Regions from separate parts of the Homo sapiens genome. Here region 2 is linked to region 1. A link is an interaction called in ENCODE POLR2A ChIA-PET data of the cell type or tissue named here. Cell type or tissue: Panc1. All regions are shown on one strand. Each heading gives the region's core, and the rest is flanking DNA. Links, peaks and the distances in the headings are about the cores only.

Evidence for each region. ChIA-PET counts read pairs that join two places held together with the same protein. Peaks named below come from ENCODE experiments on the same cell type or tissue, not always from the same donor. Only the 100,000 strongest peaks of a DNase experiment are listed, where the experiment ranks them.
Region 2: POLR2A ChIA-PET joins it to region 1 with 11 read pairs; 2 of 35 experiments call an interaction of 5 or more read pairs at or near these places.

Annotation. Positions count from the first base shown.
Region 1 is chr2:160,735,865-160,741,250 of GRCh38, forward strand. No RefSeq gene overlaps it. Among named protein-coding and RNA genes, the nearest start is that of RBMS1, 240 kb to the left of the region's middle. In Panc1, for the core only: no CTCF peak of the experiment used is centred there; a DNase peak (open chromatin) is centred at 917.
Region 2 is chr2:160,597,854-160,603,239 of GRCh38, forward strand. All of the region lies in intron 2 of LOC105373718 (a long non-coding RNA gene), which reads right to left. LOC124907902 (a long non-coding RNA gene) reads right to left here and starts at 1,378. Exons shown (of 2, transcript XR_007087275.1): 1 at 1,273-1,378. In Panc1, for the core only: no CTCF peak of the experiment used is centred there; no DNase peak of the experiment used is centred there.

The DNA.
Region 1 (5,386 bases), core at 306-5,305:
AACCACAGCATCCCAGAGATACCAGAATCCTTGAAATAGTTGGCTTCTTAGGTGGTTTTGTTTATTACTTTAACTTGCCTAGCTTACTCTTTAGTTATTTAGACTACAGTAAACTTCTTGTGAGTGGTCATGAATTCTAGATGACTGGAGCATATTCTATGTGCACTGTATATGGATTTGTCATTTAAGTGTTGCTGATTAAATGCTCTGTATTCACTCAACTATCACTGCAAAAGAAGATGGATACAACTTCCAGACTCATCTCTCATCCTTCTTCAAATAAGATTTTCCAGATTTTTTTGCACCTGGTTTCTAGCTAAATTCCATCCGTGGGGGCCTACTGAGAGATTAGACTGCAGGAAGAAGGAAGCAGCCAAGGTATTTCTGCCTTTCTAGTTTGGCTTCATGGGGTAGTTTCCTGCAGTGATTGCATTTCTTTTTGGTTCCACCTCCCCTGAGAAGCCACCTCCATGATTCTAGCTTGAGCTGGAAGGACTGGCTTCTTGGTTCTAGGACTAATGAGTCCTCCCTGTGGGTACTTGTGGCTTCCTGCTGTTGCTAATCTCTGGGTTGCCTCCATTTCCTAATTGGTTTCTTAGCTCTTCCATCATGGTGCAACCAATTCACTATATTACATTTTCACTGTTTGAAATAGCTAGAGTAGTTTCTGTTTTCCTGACTTAACTTTCACTGATAGCATGGAGAATAAAGCTGTGCTAACTTCATTCTTGCATTCACAAAAATTTTTTTCCTCGTCAATCTGAAAGGGCTCTTGTACTCTTAAAAAAATGCACAAAGTTTGACAGAAAACCCATTCAGTTTGTTCAGAAGTATATAAAAAATTAGCACCCTTGTGGCATTTCTGACATGAGATATGTGGCTCATTGTTTGCTTACGGAGACTGATGTCATAGGGTAAGCTCTATGGGTACATAAGAAAAGAATTTCAGGAAGCCACTCTGTGAACTGCTTGGGATTAGATTTCTGAATGATGAGCCCAGTGGTGTTGGTGGAGCAGAGGACAGCACCATATCCCACTGCCAGTGTCAATCAAGAATACTCAATCATGGCTTTGGGGCACAAAGGGCAGGATAAAGAGAATTCCACATGTCTAAGAAGTAGTTTTCTCTGCCTCAAGGAGGGAAAAAACTAGGACAAGGATGCAATCTGGGGTGGTGGGTGGCTGGCTGTCACTCATTTCTTCTCACACACACACAGTGGAAAAGGGATGAAGGGAAGCCTGTTTTCCTCTGAATAGTAACGCTATTAGCCAGAAGGAAAAGATTTTAAAATAATTTGCATACATGATTATTAGAACGGAAAAGGATGACTCTAACACTGCAGTTCTTGACACAACTTTGTGGCTTTCTGTGGTTGAGATAATGTACATAAAGCAGAGACCCTGCCATCTGACTAATTAACTCGGCAGCAGGGAGGGAATGGATGAAAGGATAATTAATAGGTCAAAGACCCAATGCTGTGTTATGATTATTTGAATAATATTATGATAATTTGAATAAAGTACAAGAGTTTGTGAAAATTGGTTGCTGGCTAGAACTCCAGCTGACAAAACATTTGAATCACGCTCATTTTCTACCTCCTGGGTAGCTTTCCTTCCTTCCTGAAAGTACTGAGCATATGTTTGAATATCGGGGGGCTGAGGGAAGATGGGTAGAAAACGACTGTGAAAAAAATACTGTTTTAAATGCCCATGGCAGAATTATACTTTCTTAAATGTCCATAGCAGAATTCCTCCCCTTTCTGTTCACATTGAAGTGACCTTAACCGGCAAACACAGTTGCAGGCTGAGACAATAGATCCTGCGGCATTTGAGTTTTCAGGGACTGTCCAGTGAAATGAGAAACCCAGTGCCTATCTCCTGGTATTTTGTTTTTAGTGAATTACTTAATTATATCACGTCTATGGTTGATGGATTTCCATCTTTAATTGTAAGAATCATTCTTATTTTGAAAACTTTGGGGTTTTAAACCAAGACTATATTTAGAATTTTTAAAACACATTGAATGGGTCCTACACAAAAATTAGTTTGGAAACTATTATGTAGATTATTAACTAATGGACCAGAGCTCATAGTATTCCCATACTTGACAATTATGGGGCACCATATCATATAACATTTCAGCGGCTTTATTTAAAAAAAAAACACTGGAAAAATAGACTTCACTGTCAACATTCAAATAATGATCTAGAATGTGGCTTGAGGAAGTTTAGGGCAACTAATAAAAAAGCCAACCTGTTTTCGACTGCATGAGTTTATTTCCAGCAGGAATTCTGTGTAAGTTTTATTACTTTTGTGAACAAAGTAGCTCCCTTCCACCTTACAGTTAATCCAGTGACTCTCAACTAAGGGTATTTTACTCCCCAGAAGACACTTTGCAATACCTGGAGACATTTTTGATTGTCACAACTTGGAGAAGCTACTGGAATCAAGGCAGAGCCCAGGGATGCTGCTAAGCATCCTACAATGCACAGAACAATTCCCACAGCAAAGAATTATCTGGCCCAAAATGCCAATAGTATTGAAGTTGAGAATCCCGAATTAATCCAAGTGTGGCCTTCAGTGAATTCAAGAATGGAAATAAGGTTGCCTTGTCTAAGATCCTCTTTAAATTTACTGTACTCCTTTGTTCTCCACTTATCAGTTTTAGCTTCTAAAAATAGAGGAAATAGGGCACCTCCCTGCATATGACTAAATGTCTAACTTCCTTTGGTAGCATCTTAGGTACATCTGCTATATGGTTACAATTTGGTTGTTAATGATTAACATTAATTAATGCATAAGGAAAAGTAATTCTTAGTCTTAAGAAGGTAGAAGATGAACCTAGGAGGTAGAAAGATAATATTTTTTTCTAAAGGACAGTTCAGATCAGCAGTGGTCCTCCAGGAGCTATCAGGCTCCTGACAGACTTCTGCAGTTGAGTATAGTAGAGCTGTGAGCACTAAGCTAGCTGAGTATGGCTTCAGAACAAAGCTGGGCTCTGTATCTTCTAAAGAGGCAATCTGGATGCCCACCTGTATGGGGCTTGCAATTCCATATATTCTCACCAGCTAATTTAAAGGATTTTCATTTAGCTTGAAGATTAAACCAAGAGTGTGCCACATATTATTTATTATGACTGGTAGATAAATTAAAGGCATAGCTTTATTTCTGAAGCAGGACCACAAACAGGTACTGTAAGGTCTAGGGGACAGCATTGATAGTAAAGAATATACTATTTGATATTTAAGAATGCTTATCATAAAACTTTAAGAATTTGATTTGTGACCAGGTGTAGTGGCTCACGCCTGTCATCCCAGCCCTTTGGGAGGCTGAGGTGGGCAGATCACTTAAGGCCAGGAGTTTGAGACCAGCCTGGCCAACATGGTAAAACCCCATTTCTACTAAAAATACAAACATTAGCCGGGCATGGTGGCGTGGGCCTGTAACCCCAGCTACTTGGGAGGCTGAGGGAGGAGAATTGCTTGAACCTGGGAGGCTAAGGTTGCGGTGAGCCGAGATCATGCCACTGCACTCTAGCCTGGGCAACAGAATGAGGCTCCATGTCAGAAAAAAAAAAAAAAAAAAGAATTTGATTTGTATTTTGAAAGTAGTGAGCTTTTAACTAGATCAGAATTTCAGTTTTCCAGCTTAAGCATTCTCTCCTTTATTTCACTCCCTAAACATTATTAATATTTAGGTTGCCAAGCAGCCCACAGGAAGCAACTGTATCCACTACTCAGTTTCTGTAAATAACAGTAAATATAGAAAATAGAATATATATCATTCTTATACAGTCAAATTGCTTGATGTAGAACAAGAGATTATATACATGTTAATAACTTGAATGTAACTCTTGAACTACAGATATGTGTAGTTATGTATCACTATGTCATATTCAAACTACAAACATTTATACAGTAGTCATATTGTTATCACTTTGAGAAATAACAGGAGTCACTTAGATGCAGAAATTTTCTTCAGCTATTTATAGTGAGAATGGGGAATAATGGTTTCTCCTATTTTCTTTAGCTTATTAAGCTTTGTATTGTAAATGTGTGTTTGTTACTTTCATGGCCTTAACAGAAATGAAAATTTAATAAAGCCTTCCTGTGATAAACACCACACACACACACACACACACACACACACACACACACACACACATATGTATATAAATAGTTTTGCTGTTGAGGAAAGGGCTTTGAAATAGGTGATAAATGTAAATCCATTGACATCTATCAATGCAGTTGGAGCCTGCATTTCACCAAAGTATGTGGTATTATACTTTACATTTTCATTAAATAAACTATTTACATAATAAGCATACACACATACACATAATGTGGTGTTAAAATATGAAGAAATGATTTGATGCTTAGTTTGTGAATTTTGGACAGATATATCTGGTAGCATTTTCGTAAATTAAAAACACAGTATTTCAAAAACAATTATGTTGGGATTTATATATGAAATCCCAATTTATAAATAGTACATTGAAGAACATGACACCTTCGTAACTTGGGGACTGTCATTATACACTAGTAGAATATTAAAAGCTATTGTCTTGAATTAATGGCTTAAAACTGAAAATGGTAAGAAAACAAAGAATAATAAATAGACACTAAAATAGAGAGACATACAGTTCTATAAGGCTCTTTCCTCAAAGCAGAGATCAACTCCACAAACACAGAAGCAACCAAGAGCAAGCTGTGGAATCTTTTCTTAATTCAGAAAGGGTTTGGGAGACACAGAAGAAGTGGTTAAGTGAGGGGCTCCCTCTGTGATGTTCCTCAATGAGAGGTACCTTCTCCCTGGGTCTGAGTCCCAACACAGGAGAGTGATCAAGCAGAGTTAAGGCCAGGAGGATGAGCCTTAACAGGGAAGCTGGTGCTCCTAAAGCCATCTTGTTCTTGATAGCTCTGAGAAGGGCAACTCTACTGAGTTGTTAACATCAATTAATGTCTGTTGACTGTACAGCAATGGTGAGCCGAGCACTTAGTGACTTAATGACACACTATTATAAAAGCATATGAGCCAAAACCGTGGAATTTATCTGCCAAATAAACTTGTGCTCTAATCCTTGTTTCAGGATCTACATCAAGTGGAACACAACTTAAGAGAATAACTTCAAAGTCCATACAGACAGCTCCTCTTTGCCTTACAGTCCAGTTACTTTTGTCTTCAAGGACATATACTAGCTTTTGTTCCTTGGGACTGTTCCACATGTGAAATCTTAAACTTTAGAATTCCATCCTTCGAACAAACTACATAACCACTTTTTCCCCACTTGACTATCCCAAACCTACTCTTTGAACTTATTAAAACCTGCAGTTGTGAGTTTCTCATTTGATGTCACTTTTCCCCATATCTATACCCACTGTTGGTG
Region 2 (5,386 bases), core at 100-5,099, 140 kb before region 1:
ATTGGTGGCATGGTTATTGACATCACCAAGAAGTACCCAATTTAATAAACATTTGTTAACACTCTAGTGTGTGCCAGGTTCTACTCACTGCTAAGGAAAAGATGAATGGACGTGGTCTGAAGGAAAAGTGGTGAGACAGACATATATGCATAATTAACATTAATTGAAGGTGAGATAAAAGTGCCAAAATTGAAGTATAAATAAAAAAGGCCTTAGTGGACTGCCAAGCAGGAGGGTATTAAATCTTGTACAGTGAGCAGAGAAACCTGATCTCTAGGCAAGGTTCTTTGTTTTCCAGAAGGGACCTACTCATGTTAACTCAAGTAAAGGAGGGATTGTTGAAAGAATATGAAGATCGCAGAAAATCAAAATGCATCCAGGCCTCATGAGAAAGGGGGCCTGAGGCAGATAAACTGCTGCAGAAGCAATCTCTGGTCCCTCTTTGTACCCTCTCTGTTTCCTCTACTCTCACTCAGCCCTACATGTTGCTCATCCTAGTTTGACAGGACCTTTTGAGTCTTGTATTCAGCCCCACTTGGCCTCTATTTCTCCTTTAGACATAAAGTTAGCAATCTAATTGGTTGCTAACTAGCTGATGGACAGGCTAGCCTTGGGTCAGCTGTTGCTGAGGGGCGTCAGTGTGAAAATGAAGGCACCACATGGCCTATCAGGCTGCCCCTTGCAGGGGTTTTGATAGGGGCAGGTAAGTTAACTGTCTAATATAGGGGGGCAAGTTTTAATTGGCTGTTAAAAGAGGTCCTGGATTTCAACTGGGGTTAAAGGCTAGAGAACAGTTCTGACTTAGATAGAGCATGAGCAAAGACAAGAAATAAGGAAAGTTCAAGTATATTTGGGGAATGACTAGGCACCTAGAGTGTCTGGAGTATAAGATCCACAGGACTGGTGGAGTTTAGAGTGGATTATTAAGTTATGAGGCCAGAGCTAGGGAGTTTAGAGTCTGTAGACAATGGGAAGAGCTTGAAGATGCTTACCAGGGAGATATACAAAAGATAAAAACCTCAATGCACACACAGTAGATGTTGGGAGTGTTCAGCATGGTTTCTTCATGGATAGCCTTTCATCCAGCATCTTAATGGTGACAAAAATCCTCTTATTAAGGAACCGGTCACTTAACAAGAGGAAACATGTATGGTAACAAGAAGGGGATCTCAAGCTTTGGAATCAGGCAGATGTGCAAATCTCAACTCTTCCACTTTCTAGCAGTATATCTTGGACAGGTTACTCAGCCTCTCTAAGCCTCAGTTTTCTCACCTGCAAAATGTGATTAATCTTCAGCCAGTTATATACTGGTATGGCATAATAACTGGAGGGGTTATGGATAAGTTAAGTGTCCATTAAATTGGCTGGGCATGGTGGTTCACGCCTGTAATCCCAGCACTTTGGGACGCCAAGATGGGTGGATCACCTGAGGTCAGGAGTTCAAGACCAGCCTGACCAACATGGTGAAACCCCGTCTCTTCTAGAAATACAAAAATTAGCTGGGTGCAGTAGCACATGCCTGTGATCCCAGCTACTTGGGAAGCTGAGGCAGGAGAATCACTTGAACCTGGGAGGCGGAGGTTGCAGTGAGCCAAGATTGCACCACTGCACTCCAGCCTGGGTGACAGAGCAAAACCCCATCTGAAAAAAAAAAAAAAAAAAAGTGTCCATTAAATTAATTGGTCAGGGCCAGTGTTGTATTTGTTGTAGAGTATAATATTTTGCATGTCATTCCACTTTTTAGGTTTGTATTAAGTTTAATTGGCATAAAGTTCATAAAATGCTTAGCAAGTGCCTGGCACATGGTAAATAGTCATTCCACACATTTTGTTTTTTCTTATCTATTTTTCCTTGAAAATTTCAAATCTCTAATATGAAGAGAGTTTGAGTCAAGGAGCCCTTGAACTGTTTAGTCATACAATGACTTTCTAAGGCACCTAAGCAGCCCCAGGCTGGCCTTGGGTCAGCCTTTTCAGCAGACAGGGAAGGAAGCTCCTCACTGTGCTTTTAGGGATGTAAGTCTTTTCAGTAATGGCTCTTGCTCAAAATGGTGCATGTTAATGCTGTAGATGCCCAGTCATCACTCCTGCATCCTCTGATGCCTGAACCAGTTACTGCCTTCTAAAACTTGGACGTGTTCCGCATTTAGATTCCTTAGTTTTGCAGTTGACAGAGGGCAAACTCATGGTTAGGTTTTATATAGGCGCTCATCATTACGATAATTAGCTGCCAAAGAAAGATCAGGAACATCCAGTGTCTCCTTTGTAAAGTACTTAGTATTAATTCCAGCCAAGAAAGAGAAAATGTAATAATCTGTGATAGGCCCCGGCTGCAAATAAAACAAAAATGTGGTCCTTCTAGAGCTACTCAACTTTACAGATTGAAAGGAATCCAATAACTTTGGATTTCCAAGCATGAGGATCTTTCTAGAATATTAAATCCATTGGCTTTTGAATCCATGGTGTCGTAACCGTGACAGTTTTGGGTGAGAAATGACCTACTGGGAACACCTGAAGCCAGTTTTTATGGAGGGATGTCTATTATTAATAGTATTACTTAGAAAGTATTGTGGTGTACTTTTTTTTTTTTTTTTTTTTTTTAACCCAAAGGGGTTTGGATATTCCCATTGCTACAGCTTAAATAATGCTGCCTGTGATGGTTAATATTGAATGTCAACTTGATTGAAGTATGCAAAGTATTGTTCCTGGGTGTGTCTGTGAGGGTGTTGCCAAAGGAGATTAACATTTGAGTCAGCGGACTGGGAGAGGCAGACCCACCCTCAGTCTGGGTGGGCACCATCTAATCAGCTACCAGAGTGGCTAGAAGAAAGCAGGCAGGACAAAATCCTGCTGTGCTGGTTGCTTCCTGCCCTTGAGCATCAGACTCCAAGTTCTTCAGCTTTTGGACTCTTGGACTTACACCAGTGGTTTGCCAGGGGCTCTCAGGCCTTTGGCCACAGACTGAAGTCTGCACTGTCAGCTTCCCTACTTTTAAGGTTTTGGGACTCAGACTGATCCACCACTGGCTTCCCTGCTCCTCAACTTGCAGACAGCCCATCATGGGATCCAGTTAGTTCTGTCCCTCTACAGAACCCTGATTAATACACTGCCCTTGTGTGTGGCATGAGCAAGATAAAAAATTTGAAAGATACTGCAAAAATATAAGCTGCCTTTCTTGTCACCTGTGACTCTTCCTACTGCTCTTAGGGCAGAGATGAATTGAGTGAGAGAACAAAGTTCAAGGTCAGAGAGATGCAGACCTGAGGACTCCTGGTGTCCCATGCAGACCCATCATCTTCCCTTTTTTCCTCTTTGTTTCATCTATATTTATTCTAAGTAAGAATTCTTTTTCTACTCCTTATCCCAAGCACAGAGCTCTCAGGGTCCCAAAGATCTGTAGCATGACTTTGTTTTTCTCAAGAATTGACTCGACTGTCCCAGCACATATGAGAAAATGTAAGACAAGGGACATGCAAAGCTCTAAAGAGGATCCAGACTGGACCAGACTGTTCCTTTATCACTCCAGTTAAAGGTTATCAGTTCCATGGTGAGGGAACTGGAGAATCATTTTCTTTTTTACATTGTAGTTTATTGTGTACACATGTGTAAAGTAAATGGAATCAAATTCTCATTACTGAATGTAGTTTAGTCATTCTTAGTAAGTCCTCTGTCTTCTTCATACTATCTCAAGTTGAGAAACAATTCAAGGATTGTTATTTGTGATTCCTGAGTCATTTACCTACCTAAGTAATTCAATGTTTTGGTGTCAAGAGTGAGAAAACCAGGCAAGACTGGTTGACAGGCTGATTGATTTGCTGGGTATATTTTGACATGAGTTTATGATTAGTACATTGAGATGACCAAAACCCACCATTTCTTGTTTCTGATTCTTCACCTCAGTGTTGGGGTTGGGTATAGTCAAGTGCAAATGCAAGGAACATGGAAGCACTAATTCCTAATATTCAAGAACAGTGTAATCTGTAATGCAGAACTATGCCGAAATGGCTTACAAAGCCCTTGCTCTTGAGGAGTTCCACAATGACCATTAAAGGTGCCTCTAAAATTTGTGCTGTCTCCTTTAGCTTCTCTTCTAGAAAGAAACTAAACTTTTTAATTGTGGCCTTCTAAAAAAGTTTGGAATCTTTTGTCCAATCTCTACTACTATAGTCTTGTCTGTAAATCTGGAAGAACATCATCAAATGTCCTCTGTTTTTGCCTTTAGCTCTTTTTCCCTACAGATTCCAGATTATGTTGTTCCACTTCCACTGGAAATGTTAGTATTAGAATGCTTCCTTATTCCACCTGCTAAAGCTGATTAAACTCTGTGATTGATTAACTGTGTGAAGTCCCACATAGTAAACTTTTTTTTTTTTTTTTAAAGACAAGGCCTCACCCAGATTGGAGTGCAGTGGCATCATCATGGCTCACTGCAACCTTGAACTCCTGGACTGAAGTGATCCTCCCCCTCAGCCTTCCAGGTACTGGGACTATCGGTGTGCACCATCATGCTTGACTAATCTTTTTTTTTTTTTTAATTTTTAGTAGAGACGAGGTCTCACTATGTTGCCCAGAGTTGTCTCAAATCCTCATGCTCAAGCAAACCTCCCACCTCACAAATTTTAAGATAGATGTGGAGGAGGTACTATCCTGAGGAATTTGAGTCAGTCAACATGATTTGCCGTTCATAAAGAATCCCTTTTCTGGTAACAATAGTTATTCTGGAAAACAATCATTTCATATATATATGTGTGTGTGTGTGTGTGTGTATATATATATATATATTTTTTTTTTGTACAAGCCACACTACTCCCAATATATTCAGGAATTATTTGTGTGGAGACAGAAATGTTAGCTCTTAACAATGAATTTTGATTCTTACAGAATGGTAAGGAAGATTGTATGTAACACATCCTGAATTGGCAAAATATGCCAAAGACATTGGCTTTTCCATAAAAAAAGTGGGAATAAAGTCTTAATATTCTATTGATTATTGGTTGTCGCATAGTTTTTTCCAATGGCAGAATTTCTTGATTACGTTATTCTGTGTTTGGAAACAAACAGCATGTTTAAATTATATAATCCCAGGCCTCTCCATAACAATTGAGTATTATTTGCCACACACAGATTGCAAAACATTATGCTATCTGGAAAGGGTCTGTACTTACCCCATCAGCCCTAACGGGTGATATTGTATCATTCCTACAAGGGTTTCAGTGGTCATTGGTGGGGACTGCAGGGAAGGACAGCTCCGTTCTTTCTGGAGCATCATTGTTTGACAGAGAGTGGAGGGCCAGGTGTATAAGATCACCAAGTAGTAGAAGGAGCAGCAGGCATGGGAATCACCTTAAGGGACATAAAGGGACAGGCTCTTTCCCTGTGTTGAGACA